Linked DNA regions of Homo sapiens: region 1 is linked to region 2. A link is a loop called in an ENCODE intact Hi-C map of the cell type or tissue named here. Cell type or tissue: PC-9. All regions are shown on one strand. Links, peaks and the distances in the headings refer to the core of each region. The heading gives the core; the rest is flanking DNA.

What was found. Peaks named below come from ENCODE experiments on the same cell type or tissue, not always from the same donor. Only the 100,000 strongest peaks of a DNase experiment are listed, where the experiment ranks them.
Region 1: a loop joins it to region 2, with 4 times the contacts of the local background. A loop is called at or near these places in 3 of 110 quality-filtered maps.

Annotation. Positions count from the first base shown.
Region 1 is chr11:96,320,913-96,328,867 of GRCh38, forward strand. The region is part of intron 1 of MAML2 (mastermind like transcriptional coactivator 2); the gene reads right to left. Among named protein-coding and RNA genes, the nearest start is that of MIR1260B, 17 kb to the right of the region's middle. RefSeq lists an enhancer at 3,644-4,843. In PC-9, for the core only: no CTCF peak of the experiment used is centred there; DNase peaks (open chromatin) are centred at 4,209 and 6,289; H3K4me3 peaks cover 1,290 bases; H3K27ac peaks cover 3,806 bases.
Region 2 is chr11:96,095,287-96,103,241 of GRCh38, forward strand. All of the region lies in intron 1 of MAML2 (mastermind like transcriptional coactivator 2), which reads right to left. Among named protein-coding and RNA genes, the nearest start is that of MTMR2, 180 kb to the left of the region's middle. RefSeq lists a silencer at 499-793. In PC-9, for the core only: no CTCF peak of the experiment used is centred there; DNase peaks (open chromatin) are centred at 2,995 and 3,815; H3K4me3 peaks cover 2,141 bases; H3K27ac peaks cover 4,778 bases.

The sequences.
Region 1 (7,955 bases), core at 1,619-6,618, 230 kb after region 2:
GGAGAAAACATGTGGAATCCACATGCTGGCCAATTTCAGGGCTTATCTGCCTCGGATATGGGGTAGAAAATAACATTTTACCTGAGGGGTAAAAACAACACTGCAGCAACATGCCTTCAAATAGGGTTTGTGTAGAAAGACACACTCATCATTTAGCTGGAGGGTTTCCAGGCCAAGGTACTTCCACAGCATATGGCTGCCCACTGGGCTCGTGACCCTGAAAACATACTTCCAGATCTTTCTATACTTCCCACTTCACAAATGTAGCCAACCTCTGAGCACAGTTGCCCTCTTGTATTGCTAAAGGGATGAAGAAATGCTAAATCCTCTTGGAAAGCTGGTGTTTCTCCTGTGCTGGAATATAAGAATTTGCCTAACACTACTTTTAGAATCTTAAATCACGAGAGAAAGATGTCAAAGTTCAAGCCTCTCCTTTTTAACACTGAAATTCCTCCTAAAGCTCCCGCTTGAAGGCCAGAAGTCACAACCGCTTCAAAAGATTACTATGTGTTTTGTTACACTTGCTTAAATTCCTTCCAGAGACAAAAGAAATAGACATATTTGCGATATTCCTTCCTTTATCATATTTCTGTAGATTCTTTTTCAAGGTCCTCAGACATCAATAATCCATCAGTGCATGTACAAGCTGATGCTTGGCGTTTGGGATATTATTTGTTCTCCTAATGGGACTAGTAGAGTCTACAGAATTTAGAGTGTGCAGGAAGTATGTCTATAGAAGGTTTTTGTTCTAAATATAGGAGATTTTAAGGGCAAAACGATTTACTCAGTATACTAGACTGCCTTCTTTGAGCCATTCTGTTCTGGTCAATCATATAAAATATGTGTGGCCAACACTATTCCCTCCACATGTGTTTAATGGACATTTGTCATAGCAAAATGACCTAGCAGTTCCATTTCTTCTTCCCTTCAAATTACCAATATGACTGGACCATCAAACAACTAAATGCCAATTTTTTTTAAAGATCATGAACAGTTTTGAGTTATATGAGTGGAAAAATGTTCCTGAAGGCCGAGTTTTTTGTTGTTGTTGTTGTTGTTTTTTTCCTTATAGCAACTTTTCAACAGCTAAATTGCTTTTGGTAAATATGAGTAAAGAAAATAAGCTCCCAGTCACAGCACATGTTTACAACGAAGTTAAAGGCTCTTAAAAATAGGGTGTTTGATGGTCTACTGCCAAAATATGAACTCTAGCAGCCTGGAGTGCACCGCTAATAATAAGAGTCAGTGTTGCTATGAAAGGCCCGAGACAGAGCTCCAACTTAGCTTTAACCTTTTCTCCAAGAAGTTCCCCACAATGACAAGGAGACATAAATTTGGAGTTAGAGGTCAAGGTGAGAGGGGAGGAAGCCTGAAAATGGTAAGAGGTCACTTAAAAATAAAGCAAAAAATTGTTGGACTGGGCTCAAACCTGAACTGCAAAAGAGAATGAAAAGAGTTCAGCTGCTATCTGAGGACTGACTGCCTTTTAGAAAAGAAGAAAATGGGCGGGGCACAGTGGCTCATTCCTATAATCCCAGCACTTTGGGAGGCGGGCGGATCACGAGGTCAGGAGATCCAGACCATCCTGGCTAACACGGTGAAACCCCGTCTCTACTAAAAATACAAAATATTAGCCGGGCGTAGTGGCGGGCGCCTGTATTCCCAGCTCCTAGGGAGGCTGAGCCAGGAGAATGGCGTGAACCCGGAAGGCGGAGCTTGCAGTGAGCCGAGATCGCGCCACTGCACTCCACCCTGGGGGCCACGGAGCGAGACTCCGTCTCAAAAAAAAGAAACAAGAAAATGCCTAGATAGATAACAAAATAGATAACAAAAGTCCAACGTAAAGGAAATATGTTAGGCATGAAGAAAGTTACGTTTGCTTTCTCTTCAGATTCCTGAAACTAGAATGAACAGACACACAAAGAAAGGAAATGCCGGATGTCCTAGAGTTAGCTGTTGTGTAGAGTGGAGAATCACAGTGTGCCTAGTATTAGTGGAGTCTTCCCATCTCCACAGGCCTAGGCTTCAGGTTCTTTCGCCCTTGGAACCCCTGGAGAATCTGACGAAACTGTGGAATGCGTCCACACTGAAAATGCATATATGCCATCGCACAAAGTTGTGTATTCAATTTAGGGAACTCACAAACTCAAGAAGCTGGATCATTTATGTTCTAGCATGAAAAGAGGCTACTGGTTTAAAAAAAAAAAAAAGCACTCTCCAAGAGACCATGGAACTTATCTTATTCACCACTCCATTCCTAGTGCTGAGGGTGGGGCTTAGATACAATATCTCAAGACATACTTGCTAAAATGTTTTAAAAGGCAGCTTATAGAAAAATGTGATTCCCCAAAGAAGGTTCCAGTGATCACGTAAGTTTAGGGTATCCATTTTTTTTAAACACATCTGTACGTTTCTGTTGCTCCTTCTAGCCAAAGAGAATTTCCCTCAGAATATTCACCACAGTAATGGTATCTTTAGAATTTCCATGTAAGAGGTGCTTAGGAAGAACGATCTGGTTGCAGGTTGGCGAGGGAGTGAAGCTGAGTTTGTATTGCCCTTTACAAAATGCTGAAAAAAAAAAAAACCCATCTGCATGCTCAGAGATAAGAGGTTTTTGTGTCTTCAAGGAACTTATCTGTCTTCAAGGCACTTACAATGAATTAACTTATTTAAACCCAAACTTATTCTATAAATAGATTTGAGGCCCACTCACAGTATAATCTGGTCCTGATGCATTCCTTCATGGGAATTAACAATTCATCCGGAATCTCTATGGATTATGCTCCAGATTTGGATTCCTCAACCCTGAAGAATCTATCTCAGAAACCGGTCAGCCATGCTGCCTTCTCTGTGCCTGCAGGGCAGATGTCGACAATGAACCACCACAGCTGTCTTTCCCATCATGCGTAGGTATGGCCTTAGAATCCTCCACACAGCCCTCCAGGTGGCTACTGAAAGCTACCCTGGAATGCCAGTCAAAACATGTGTCACTCATAGGCTCTACGTGTTCAAGCACTTTCTACCTCTTAGAAAAGAGACGACTGGCAACAGTCTCAAAGAGTAATCTGTGGCCCCTAGACATTCATTCTGAATTTCATCTGCAGCTTAGATTAGCAGTTAGTTCTAATTGTCATTGGCTTTCAAATGTCTTGTTGCACTTGCCTTCAAAATTCAGGCCTGGACCATGTGTAAGTTGAGTCTGATAATACCTATGTAATTATCTGCTCCTATACGAGGTGCGAAGTCATGATTAGAAACCTTGGCCCTGGCATCATCCTGCTGTATTCAAATTCTGACTCCACCACTTGTGGTTGCATGACCTGGGCATCTTCCTTCACCTAATTTGTCAATTTCCTCACTTGCCAAATGGGAATAAGATAGTACCTATTTCATAGTATAATTGCAAAGATATGTTAACATTCAGAAAACGCTTAGAAGAGTGCCAAACATGATAAACGCTTAATACATGTTATTTTTTTTAATGTGTTGAACCAAAAGGATGCCTTGAAGATCAGTATTTCACATTTGGTGTACAATACATTCAGCCACAGAAATATAAAGAACTGCTGTCCCTTAAAAATTCATGCTTGCCACAGGGTAGTTCAACACACATTTATGGAATGCTTGTGTAATAGATGTCTGACACTATTGTAGGCCATGGAAATACAAAAATAAATAAGAAGGCACATCTTCACCTTGAAGCAAAATCCCACCGATTATGAGTCCCCACATTTTCTCCAGGTAATGAGAAAACATTCATCGGCTTAAAAAACCTATTCCCTACTTGAATCTGAATGGATTCAAAATCACTTCTCAGCAAAGAGCTTCAGGTCTCTCCCTAAAGTTCCATCTAATATATTCATTCTGAAATAAGCAATGGTAAGGAGAAAAAGTTAAGAGACCAATCTTGGTGGCAGAGAAGAGTCTACTTCTTTAATTCAAGATCAAGTTTCTCTTCATAATGACCTTGTAGCCCTCGCTCCTCAGACTTGCTGGCTGACTGGACCCACAAGAAATACAGGTACCAAATTGTGGGCTTTCATACATTAAAAGGTTTTCTCATCTTGCCTTGTATTCTTACAAATTATTGGATTTAAATAAGAAAAAACAAGACTCTTGTTTCAGCCTCTCTTATTCTAGACTTGGTGTGCCCTGGGTGTCTGACATCCTCATTCCATTCATGATTGCCATTCTTTCTAGGGGAGTCATTGCTTCAAATTATGTGTGGGTGTATGTCTGGGAGCTGAAGACATTCAACGTCCCCATCTAGTTGCAAATTTAGTTATACATTTGGGGTTTAGCTATTCAACTTTGCCAGCTTTGTGCCTCCTGCATAGGTCCAGGAGCCCCAGGGGTAGACTGATGCTTACTAGTGGAGTTAGCACAGACAAGTTTGAGCCTCTCATACCTGTCTCTTAAACGAGGGTAGTAATACTCCAGAGAAGAAACTGAAATGATGTTTAAACTGAAATAATGAAATAACACACTCCATAAACTGCAAATTTGCTATTCAAAAGTAAGATATTATTACCATTTCTCAACTTCTCCAAGTCTGTTTCACATTTGTAAACTACAGATAGCTCCATCTTTTTCAGTGATAGCATAAGGTTTCTGTGAGGACTCTGTAGGTCATGTACATATATTATTATTATGACCATTACAAATGCGAGTTATCTTCCTTAGATTTATGCCTGTACCTCCTTGGGACACTGATCATTTTTTTTTTTCTGTTTCTATAAAGAGGAACAATATTCTCCTTCACAAACCGTACCTTTCAGCAGTTTCTCTTTAACTCTCAAAACTTGATGATTTCTAACAAAATGATCACAATAGCTCCAAGGCACAGAAGATGCTGACAAGACCACCTTCTTCCCTGGAAATGTCGGAATCAACATTTCACACAGACTGGCCAAAGTAGCACACAGCCTGGGCCAAAAAGACCACTGTGCAGGCAGATGTCCAGGCTTGGAGCAGCCACGGGCACAGAAACCCCTCTTCTAGCTCTGTGGGTAGAAATTTGTTTATGGTTATCACCTTCCACAGAGTTTCCCAGATTTGCTTTCTTTTAATTAACCCAAATCAATCTCCAATTAGCCATATGAAGTAAGGAACAAAGAGCTGTGCATTGTATCACCGTTAAATTTCTCTTGTTCCTTTGTTTGTTTACTCTCTGTCTACCCCGCCCCCCCCCCATTAAAATGTAAACTCCATTAAACAAGAACTCTGTCCTTGTGTGGTTCAAGGACCCAACACAAGACCCAACATGTAGTAGGCACTCAACATCTGTAACCCTATTCCATCATCTTTTTCCTTGCACCAACATTTTCCTCTTATGGCAGACTGGGCTTTAGAATTTAAACCTGGGAAGAATTTTAAGAGATTATCTAGTCCATGTACTTTTCAAATGGTTGTAGCACTGGAACTCTATTTTTAATCACACTAAAGCGTGTGTGTGTGTGTGTGTGTGTGTGTGTGCATGTATGTGTGTGTGTGTGTTTTAAATGCATAAACAAGAGGTTAAGACCTTGGAGTCCAATTGCATGCCCTTCCTTCTTTCTTTTATATCCCTTTGCTGAAAGTCTTAAAAACTATCTCGAGTTTAGGCTGGGTGCGGTGGCTCATGCCTGTAATCCCAGCACTTTGGGGGGCCGAGGCGGGTGGATCACGAGGTCAGGAGTTCGAGACCAGCCTGGCAAACATGGTGAAACCCCGTCTCTACTGAAAAAATACAAAAAATTAGCCAGGTATGGTGTGATGGGCCCCTGTAATCCCAGCTACTCGGGAGGCTGAGGCAGTGAGCCGAGATCGCACAATTGCACTCCAGCCGGGCAACAAGAGCAAAAGTCTGTCAAAGTAAATAAATAAATAAATAAATAACAAAACAAAAAAAAAACTATCTTGAGTTTAAAAGCCATTCATCTGGTCATTGACTTAACAAATATTTATTGTGAATACAAAATGTGCCAGGAACCACTAGGGCTTGGAATACTTATGGTGAATAAAACTGCCCAGGTTCTTGGTCTCATAGAGCTTACATTGAACGGAATATAGGAAACAACGTGAAATGCACAAATAAACAAAGAATCAAAATAATTCAGATAGTGATAAAAATTATGAAGAAAACAAAACCTCTGTAATGGGATAACATGATGGGAGATTTCGCGAGAGAAGGAGATCAGTCATGTGTGTCTGCTCTAGTTAGGGTAGACAGGCAGGTCTCTCCAGGAGGTGATATTTGAGCTGAATCCTGTACGACAAGAATAATGCAGCCAAGCAAAATGCTAGGGAATCCAACCCGTGTGGGTTGCTGATGGGGAAATAAAGAAGCAAAGGAGGGATGACTGGCCCCGAGGTCATCCTGTTAGTTAAAGCCTGGACCCGAATGGGGGTCTCCTGTCACTCCAGACTTATCATTGTAATATAATGGAGTTTTTCCTTAGTTTCTGTAATTGGCAGGTTCTTGTCTTCTGGAGAAACTTCCTTCAAAACTGATCTTCTTTCCCATACACTTTTATTTTATTTATTTATTTTTTGAGACAGAGTCTTGCTCTGTTACCCAGGCTGGAGTGCAGTGGCACAATCTCGGCTCACGGCAACCTCTGCCTCATGGACTCAAGTGAGTCCCCTGCCTCAACAGATTACAGGTACCTGCCACTGTGTCCAGCACATTTATTTTTTATTTTTTAGTAGAGACGGGGTTTCACCATGTTGGCCAGGCTGGTCTTAGAACTCCTGACCTCAAGTGATCTGCCTGCTTCAGCCTCCCAAAGTGTTTGGATTACAGGCATGAGCAACTGCGCCCGGCCCTTTCCCATACTCTTCAATGTATTTCTTTGATTCTTATTTATCTAACAAGGCACTCATGTAACCAACTTCCGTTCATATATATTAAAAATAATCAGGCCAGACACGATGCCTCACACCTGTAATCCCAGCACTTTGGGAAGCCAAGGCAGGCGGATCACCTGAGGTCAGGAGTTCGAGACCAGCCTGGCCAACGAGGTGAAACCCCATCTCTACTAAAAATCCAAAAATTAGCCAGGCGTGGTGGCGCACACCTGTGGTCCCAGCTACTCGGGAGGCTAAGGCAGGAGAATCACTTCAACCCGGGGGGTGGAGGTTACAGTGAGCCAAGATTGTGCCACTGCACTCCAACCTAGGTGACAGAGTGATATTCCATCCCCCCAAAATAATAACAATCAAAAACAAAGCGCATATGTGTGTGTGCATGTGTGTATATATGTGTGATGGGAGCTTAAGGTATATTTCCTAAGCAAAGGTAAGACCCCATCTATTGGGAAAGAAAGGCAACTTGACTTCCTTTATTTTAATATTTTTAAAAAGAAAAGCCATGTTGCATAACACCAAGATATTTTCACCTAAAATTCCAGCAAATCTTAACAGAAGAAATTCTAAGGTGCTTAGAGGTAACTGAAAAAAATGTCACTATCTTTATGGCTCCAACCTAACAATGAAGCTGAGTGTGTCTACTCTCAGCTTGAATGAAATAAAATGGCAACCACAACCAAATGACCTTGCTCACTTTATGCTAGTTACATCTTGCTCTGTTGTTGAAAAAAAAAATGCTCGGGCTGGCCCAGAGCCTAAGATGTGATCCACAGACACCCCACGCCACCCCCCAAGATCGTACGAGTCATAAAGAAGTGACTGGAAGAGCTGTGCTCTAACTGAATCAAGAGATAGGGAGGGAGAGAGGGGACTGTGTTACCGTAAAAATTCTTTAGATTTAATATCGTTTGGGAAAATTTTTCTTTGTTGGTTTGCTCCTAGAAGCAGATCCCATGCATTTCTTTTTTCCAGTTCTATTAAATCCCTAAACAGAGCTGAGTTTTAAGGGCTTAGGGCTGCCCTTGGGAAATAGGTGATTATACTCTCTGCTTAGGGTTTTAGCGATAAGAAAAAAAGAGGCAGTGGATTGAATTCCCCTCCCCCAG
Region 2 (7,955 bases), core at 1,891-6,890:
TGAGTGGGAAAAATCTGCTTTTTGTCATCTGGCTCATCAATATTTGTTTCAATCATCCCTTATTTGTAGTTTTTCTCACTCACAGGTGGTAAATAGTTATGGTGAATGTGTCATGTTGGTACAACAGATTATAACCTTATATCATTGCTGATTGGTAATCAGAGAAAGGAACCTGACCCAAGACAGGGCAATTACTCCCTTCCATGGGAATTTTGGATTTGGAGAAAGTGAGACCAGGCTCTCTTTAGGTGGCTGTATCTACAGAACTTGTGAGCTGTTGTTCCATTGTGTTAACTAGAGCCATAGAGGAAGCAAATCTGTAGAAAGAGAGAAAAATGAAGCAGAGGAGAGACACGTTTTAATACCATTCGGGGGCTTGTTTCCAATCCCAGGTCAGCTCTGCTTGTTTTCTTTGATACATTATGGAATCTTTATAATGAATTTCCCTATTGCTTAAGCTAATACAAATTGGGCATCTGTTACTTTCAACAAAGAGTTCTAACCAAGTTGCCTGAGACTTCACATTTAGTGATGAACAATTTGCAGCAAGGGGCTAGGCATGCTTTGTACCTGGGTGTGAAGCTTCCCCTCTCCCCACATCTCTGCTGTCTCTGCATGATTTGCTGACTCCTAATCTTGTCCACTCACTGGTGTAGACATCATCACAGAACATGGTCAGCTATCACCACATCCAGCAGAAACTCAGAGTTACCACTGTCTATCCTCATGGGGTCAGGAAGAACACAGACCAGAGAGAGTCAGCCATGTTGCTTCTGATTTATTTCAGCATAAATTGCATTTTGAAGGTTCTTTCACAACTAGGAAAGAACAAACAAAGGAGTACATTCTTTTTCCGAATTTGGGTTATCACCTTTGATTTATTTTCCACTGCTTTGAAAAAACCTGTTCAGCCAGATTCTCTCACTGCTCTGGCCACTCCCTGGGCAGTGCAGTATGCGCTCTGGGAAACAGCACTCACACTTTCTTTAGGCTATGAGGAGTGTAGAGACAGTAATAGAATTAGTGATAATTGTATAATAATGAGTCATTTATTGAAGGTCTGCATGTGAGACATCGTACTAAGCACTTTATGTGGATAATCTTATTTAACTCTCACAACTCTCAGAATCTTCACAACTCTATATAAAGTTGATATTATTTCTTCCCCTCCCCGCTTTTGCAGATGAGAAAACAGGTTTAGAGGTTGAGTATCTTTTCAAAGGACAGACAGAGTAAGCAATGAAGTCAGGAATCAAACCACACATTCCCACTGCACAGCCTGTGCTCTGTAGTAAGTGACACCCTAGGCCCTGACAGAGGTAAATGGTACCTACACCTGTGTCTTCAGGAAGCCAGGGATCTCGTCCCGATTCTTCCATTAATTTGTTTTGTTACTTTAGGGAAAATACTCAACTTTTCTGGGCCACAGTTTTCTTCTCCTTTATAAATGGGATTATCTCTGAGATCATTATCCTGCCCAAAGCCAGAAAATAACAAGCACTAAAGGAGGGAAGTTTGTGTTCCAGGCACTATGTGTGGTGGTGTAAGGTCACCACCAAGCACAGCTGGAGGGATTCCTTAAGATGGGGGACAGAAGAAGTCATGTGTGATTCCATTAGGATAAAAGACACCCATCAAAACTTCACTGGGCATGATACTTTACCAAGAGAATTTTGGGGATAGGCTGTGCCCTGCCTTCTAGAAGTTTTTAATCTAGTTATATCACCGAGGCCCACTGTGAATGCCTACATGCAGTAGGCACCAAGCTACTGGCACCAGCACCATACAATCTAAATGATTCTCAAGGATCACTTTTTGCTTTGAAATATCTCCTTTGCTGGACTAAAATTCTTTCATTAGATACATGGTTTGAATTATGGTATAGAGTCTCTCAAGATGCAAATACTCCAGAAGCAACAGAGGAGGAAAACAGTCAATAATACCTCAAGGACAAATAGCTTATGAGAAAATTCAAAGCCAACTTACCAGAACAAGAATAAAGCTCTAAGGGAACAAGACCTAACCAGGGGAATGGTAGAGAATAAAGGCAAGGGTTTAAATAGAGAAGGATGGGGGCAGGACTATGGGAGTTGGGAGCTCCACACTGTGGACCTTTTGGGTGGCTGGAAGAAAAGAGAAGGGAGAAAGGAGAAGTATTAGGGTAGTAATATCCTGAGGGGCTGCAGGGCCTGAATCTTCCAGAAAACAGTTAATGATACTGGAAAGGTAAAGGGAAGGATCTCCAAAACAAATCTTTCACCCAAGGGCTGACCTACCAATTAGGCATGGGACACACAGTGCCCAGGGCTCACAACAGTTATAGAACAGAAGGAAAAAAATAAGATTTTAGGTTAAAGAACTGTTTCAAAATATATTAATTTATCTTTTTGCCAACACGGTCATAAAATATAATTTTTAATATTTTTTAAGGAATAAGGGGCTTCAAAGGCAAGGGTACCTATGTTCTATGAAAGCCTCTCACCTCTTAACTATTGTATACTGAAGGCTTATTCTAGGCAGGCACTCTGTGGTGTAAGTCCTTGTTTAATCTCATGGCTCTCTGAGGCTTGTGCTCTTATATACCCATTTCATAAGTGAAAAAATTGAGGTTCCTGACATTAAGATTACACAGTAAAGATATGGAGGCAGGATGCCAGCCCAGACATGTCTCGTTCCAAAGTCCTAATTCTGAACCACTAGCCATACTGCTGTCTTCCCTTTCGGCCTCTACCTTGCCAAATGCTGACAGTGTGCTGGACACAGATAGCCCAGACAGCCAAGACAAAAGTCCAATAGAATGAAGATGCCTTGTGAGCACAGGGCAGAGGTAAAGGCATTCGGGACACAGGGGGTTGGATGGCAAGGAGAGAATGATGACATCACTGGTGGGAGGTTGATGGTGAAAGTTCAGGCCATCACTCCTGAGGCTCCAATATAGGAGAGGAAAGAGACAAAGGTCATTCGGTCAGTCAAAAAGATTTACTAAGCACCAGAGAGAGTTCTGAACCATATCCTATCAAATCATCCCTGGCATGAGGGAAAATATGCAGATGATTAAGCCAGCAGCAGGATGTAAAGGCTTCCAATCAGCACTACACTCAATCTTTGCACTTTTCCCACTACCTAGGTGGGTGAGAAGCATTTTTTATTTTGCATGATAAATCTGTGCCCCACAATTACGTTTAATTCATGAGACTGTGCATTTAATATCACCCTTTCACTGGCCATCCGAGGAAGGGGCTTGTTTTGGGAATGATTTTCAACAAGGGAAGTCCAGTCTGGTTTGCAGATGACACAGAAATCACTGTACTTTCTTTTGCTGAGATCCAGCAAACTGTTTCTTTTCACTCCCGTCCTTGTTCTCATTCTTCCATTTGGACACCTAGATGCTATTTGAGGCCTGCGGTCTCTGCTGGGGAAAGGCATAGGCCTGTCCGGGGCAGGGTTCCAGACACAGTAGCCTGCCTGCCCCAACAGCTGGGGTTGAAGGTATGAGAACGCCTAGGAACAAGGAAAATCCTGCACAGCAGAACTGGGGCTGGGGTCCTCAGTAAACTGCTTCTTTTTAAGTAGCTATGCTTCACTTTTCCAAAAGACTTGAAACATAAACTTTCTGGAGGGATTTGAAAATGCCATTATTGCACAATCCTCTGGTTTCTGTTTCTTCCCCTGCCCCCATCCCTTTCCACAAAATAAATGCATTCTTTGTCTCCGGTGCTGCCCTAGAAACAGGGAATGTGCCACACAAAGGTAACAATTCAGTCCATAGGTCACTTTTTTTCACCCCAGGTAGACTTCTGTCTTTCTCAACCAGGCATAAACACAAGAACCAAATCTGCCACTGCCTACATACTCAAGGGAATATCTTGGTTCCATCATCTGCAAACTTTCCTCGGGCTATTTTACTCATGGCTGATTAGAGATAGGACTGGGGATAGATAACATTAGAAAGAGACCAATCCGAAAGCTAATATATGACTCTTGATTTGATTCTTGAAGTAAAAATGTTTAGGATCCAGGAATAGTAAATTCTAGCTCCTCAAGTACTTGGAGGTGAGAGTAATTCCTTTCTGCCTTTCCAGTCCTAGCACAAAATAGGTTTGTCAGGCTTTTTACTAAACACAGAAAGAATCTTCACTTCTTATTTGGCCCTACCAAGATCTGAGCTTCCTTGTATTACTAGATATTATTTTATGGCCACACAGTAATTAGGTTTGCCCAACCAGATTTTAAGCTCTTTGAGGGTGGGCATTCATTGCCTTATACTTCTCCAAGTTTCTTTCAGTACCTACCACAATGCTGGGCATATTCTAGGTGTTTTAATAATTATTCGTTGACCTCAGTGCCTGGGAAACGGGATCCTTCTAACTATTGAGTGGGAGCAGTAAAACAATGCTAAAAAGGAGGTTGTGGGTTGTGGGGAATATTTTCATACCAAATTCACAAGCAAATTAATGGTTCCACCAGAATTTTGCTTCAGTGATTATTTACCTTTTGTTTTTACTTTTTTAAAGACATTTTTATACATTTTTTAGTAGAGATGCAGTACTGCCATGTTGCCCAGGCTGGTCTTGAACTCCTGGGCTCTAGCAATCCTCCTGCTTCAGCCTCCCAAAGGTTATAGAGATTACAAGCATGAGCCACCATACTTGCCCATTGATTATTTTCCTTTAAACTCTGAAGTCACGAGAATGTGAAGCCCTGAGAACCGGAACTGTGAAGAAAATGTATTGTCACTCATGTGAACCAGAAGTGAAGGGGTGTATGAAGCTTTGTGATGGACACAAAGTGTTGTTGCCCCTCCTGATGGGACTGCAAAGCTGGGATGCAAGTTGAAGCCCCATCTGGACTCCATGCCCTTCCTGGGTGAAAGCACTGGAGCAGACATGGAGCCAGGGCATGCTTCCTTATGAATTTCAGTAACTCGTACTTTCACTCCTTCAAGAAAACATGTGAGGTGTTTTTGTTTGTTTGTTGTTTTATGTTTTAGGGTTTTTTGTTGTTATTGTTGTTGTTGTTTTTCTTTCTTTTTTTTTTTCTTGAGATGGAGTCTCACTCTCTCGCCCAGGCTGGAGTGCAGTGGCACGATCTTGGCTCACTGCAACCTCCGCCTCCCAGGTTCATGTGATTCTCCTGCCTCAGCCTCCCGAGTAGCTGGGATTAAAGGTGTGCACCACCACATCTGGCTAATTTTTGTATTTTTAGTAGAGACAGGGTTTCACCATGTTGGTCAGGCTGGTCTTGAACTCCCGACCTCAAGTGATCTGCCTGCATCGGCCTCCCAAAGTGCTGGGATTACAGGCGTGAGCCACCACACCTGGCCTTTTTGTTGTTGTCTTTAGTGTAAGGGTCAGAGGAGGCATATTAGATCTTTCTAGAAAATTTGTTCCATAACTTTGTTCCATAAGGTTTGGACCCTGAGAAATGTTACTAGTTTAGTCAAAATAGCTTTTTTTTTTTTCTTTTTTTTTTTTTCTGAAACAGGATCTGGTTCTGTCATCCAGGCTGGAGTGTAGTGGCACAATCTTGGCTCACTGCAGCCTCAACCTCCCAGGCTTAAGTGATCCTTTCCCCTCAGCCACTGGAGTAGCTGGGACTACAGGAAAGTGACAACACACTTGGCTGATTTTAAATTTTTTTGTAGAGATGGAGTCTCACTATGTTGCCCAGGGTAGTCTGGAACTCCTGGACTCAAGGTGTCCTCCTGCCTTGATCTCCCAAAGTGCTGGGATTACAGCTGTGAGCCATTGTGTCTAGCCCAAAATAGCTACTCTTTATGAAGCCCAAGATAAAGCTTTATATAGAAGCAGGAGCAATGCAAATTCAGGTTCTATATAGAGAAAAGAAGTCAACATACTGCCCTTCTGAAGGTACTCAATACCAAGCTCTCCTGTATTCAAAATTTATTTGATGCCTTCCCCACCTCCCCTTTCTTAGATTTAATGGTTGGCTTGTGGAAGAGTAACTCAACGACTTGGAATTTGCCTCGGAAACACTCTTCATTACAGGGCAGAAAAAAGGCATTTCATGATAGCATTTTGTCAGCGTGGACACTTCCATCACTTCCCTGTGGAGAATGTTCCAAGTTTATCTTTAACCAACAAAATAGTCATTGAGGAGAAAGGGAAGGGAACCAGTACAACACTACCTCGGAGAGGCAGACATCTTCTCTTATCAAGACAAATGGGAAGCTGTGGGATCTAGAAAGAGCACAAGACTCAACTGCCAATAAACCTGGGTTCCAAATGCTTCTCTGTTCCTACTTACTGTACAAGTCTAAACTAGTCACTTACCTTACCTGTATGATATGGACAATAATACCCCATGTCTCAGGGTTTTAGTGGGGCTTAGCAACACACATGTAAAGCACCAGCATTATTCCAAGCTCAAAGCAGAGCTCCATCACCGGCAGCTCTTTTTCAGTCAGAGAGATGAACTTGAACCTTAGGCTGGTCTGACACTTCCCACTGTCATCCTGACTATCCTATGGACAAGGCATGTGCTAGAAAAAGAGAAAATGAAGGTAACAAAACCAGATTTTTTTCTCCTCATCTGTAACACTGAATTTGTTTACCCATTCATTCAACAGATACTTATTTAGCACCAGCTGTATATTCTATAAGGGTGCCTACATCATAGGTTAATGCAAGAACCATGTAGCTAAAGCTCAAAAAGAGCTCAGAACATTGCTCTTAAAATACTGTTTTCAGCCAGGCATGGTGGCTCATGCCTGTAATCCCAGCACTTTGGGAGGCTGAGGCAGACGGATCACCAGGTCAGGAGATCGAGACCATCCTAGCTAACACGGTGAAACACCATCTCTACTAAAGACACAAAAAATTAGCCGGGCGTGGTGGCGGGTGCCTGTAGTCCCAGCTACTTGGGAGGCTGAGGCAGGAAAACGGCGTGAACCTGGGAGGCGGAGCTTGCAGTGAGCCGAGATCGCGTCACTGCACTCCAGCCTGGGTGACAGAGAGAGACTCTGTCTCAAAACAAAAACAAAAACAACAACAACAAAAACCACTGTTTTCAATTAACGTTAGAATTAACAAAAAGAAACAAACAAAAAGGAATTTACCAGTCTGTCTGGAAACATAGTGAAAAATAGTAATACAGTATGATCATTGTTCTGGAGACTTGAGCATGGCCTTATTGTTGTAGATGGGAGAGACTCTGCCTAAGAAAGCTAGAAAAGGAATCCCACTCCCTTATAATGAAGTACCCCTCAAATATTCAAATGAATATCATGTTTCATATTATGATATTCTGTTAGTGGCAGTGTAAACAAAACTTGTTGTCCAGCAACAAGGGGATGTTTATATTAAATTAAAAAGTTCAAAGTAGAGTTATTTTCCCATGTAGTCTACTACATTAAACAATATCATTCTAGATCCATTCAGTGATAACCAATAGGATGACCCTACTGACTATATCCTTAGTCATCCTGACTAGTTACTGCAATTGTTATAAAGCAAGGATCTGAGGGGACATTCAGAGATGGACCCTTTGTGTTTAACAGAGAAATGCACATAATATTCTGTAAAAGCCTGAAAAATCCAGCTGCTTTGTGCATGAAATACTTTAACCATGACTCACTTTTTGCCCAAAATATATCGAAGCAAATCCAAAGTAAATGCTATGTCTAAAATGTTTGCAATTCTCATGAAATCTCTAAATGCCCTCCTCAGCAGAATTTACGATGCATTAAGTATCATTAATCAAGTGGCTTCTCTCTCTCCTTTTGCTTGGAGGGCCCAGTCTGGAAAGCTTTCTCTAAAGGGCATACCTCAAGGTCCATCCTACTTTCCCTCATATTTTTTCTCCCTGCTTTAATGATTTTAGCACTTTCTGTCTTATATTGTTCTTGGTAATTGATTCAGGTCTGTAAGTTTTTGACTTCAGTATGATTATAGAAGCCAACAGAAGAGACAGTATCTTGTACTTCTCATCCACTC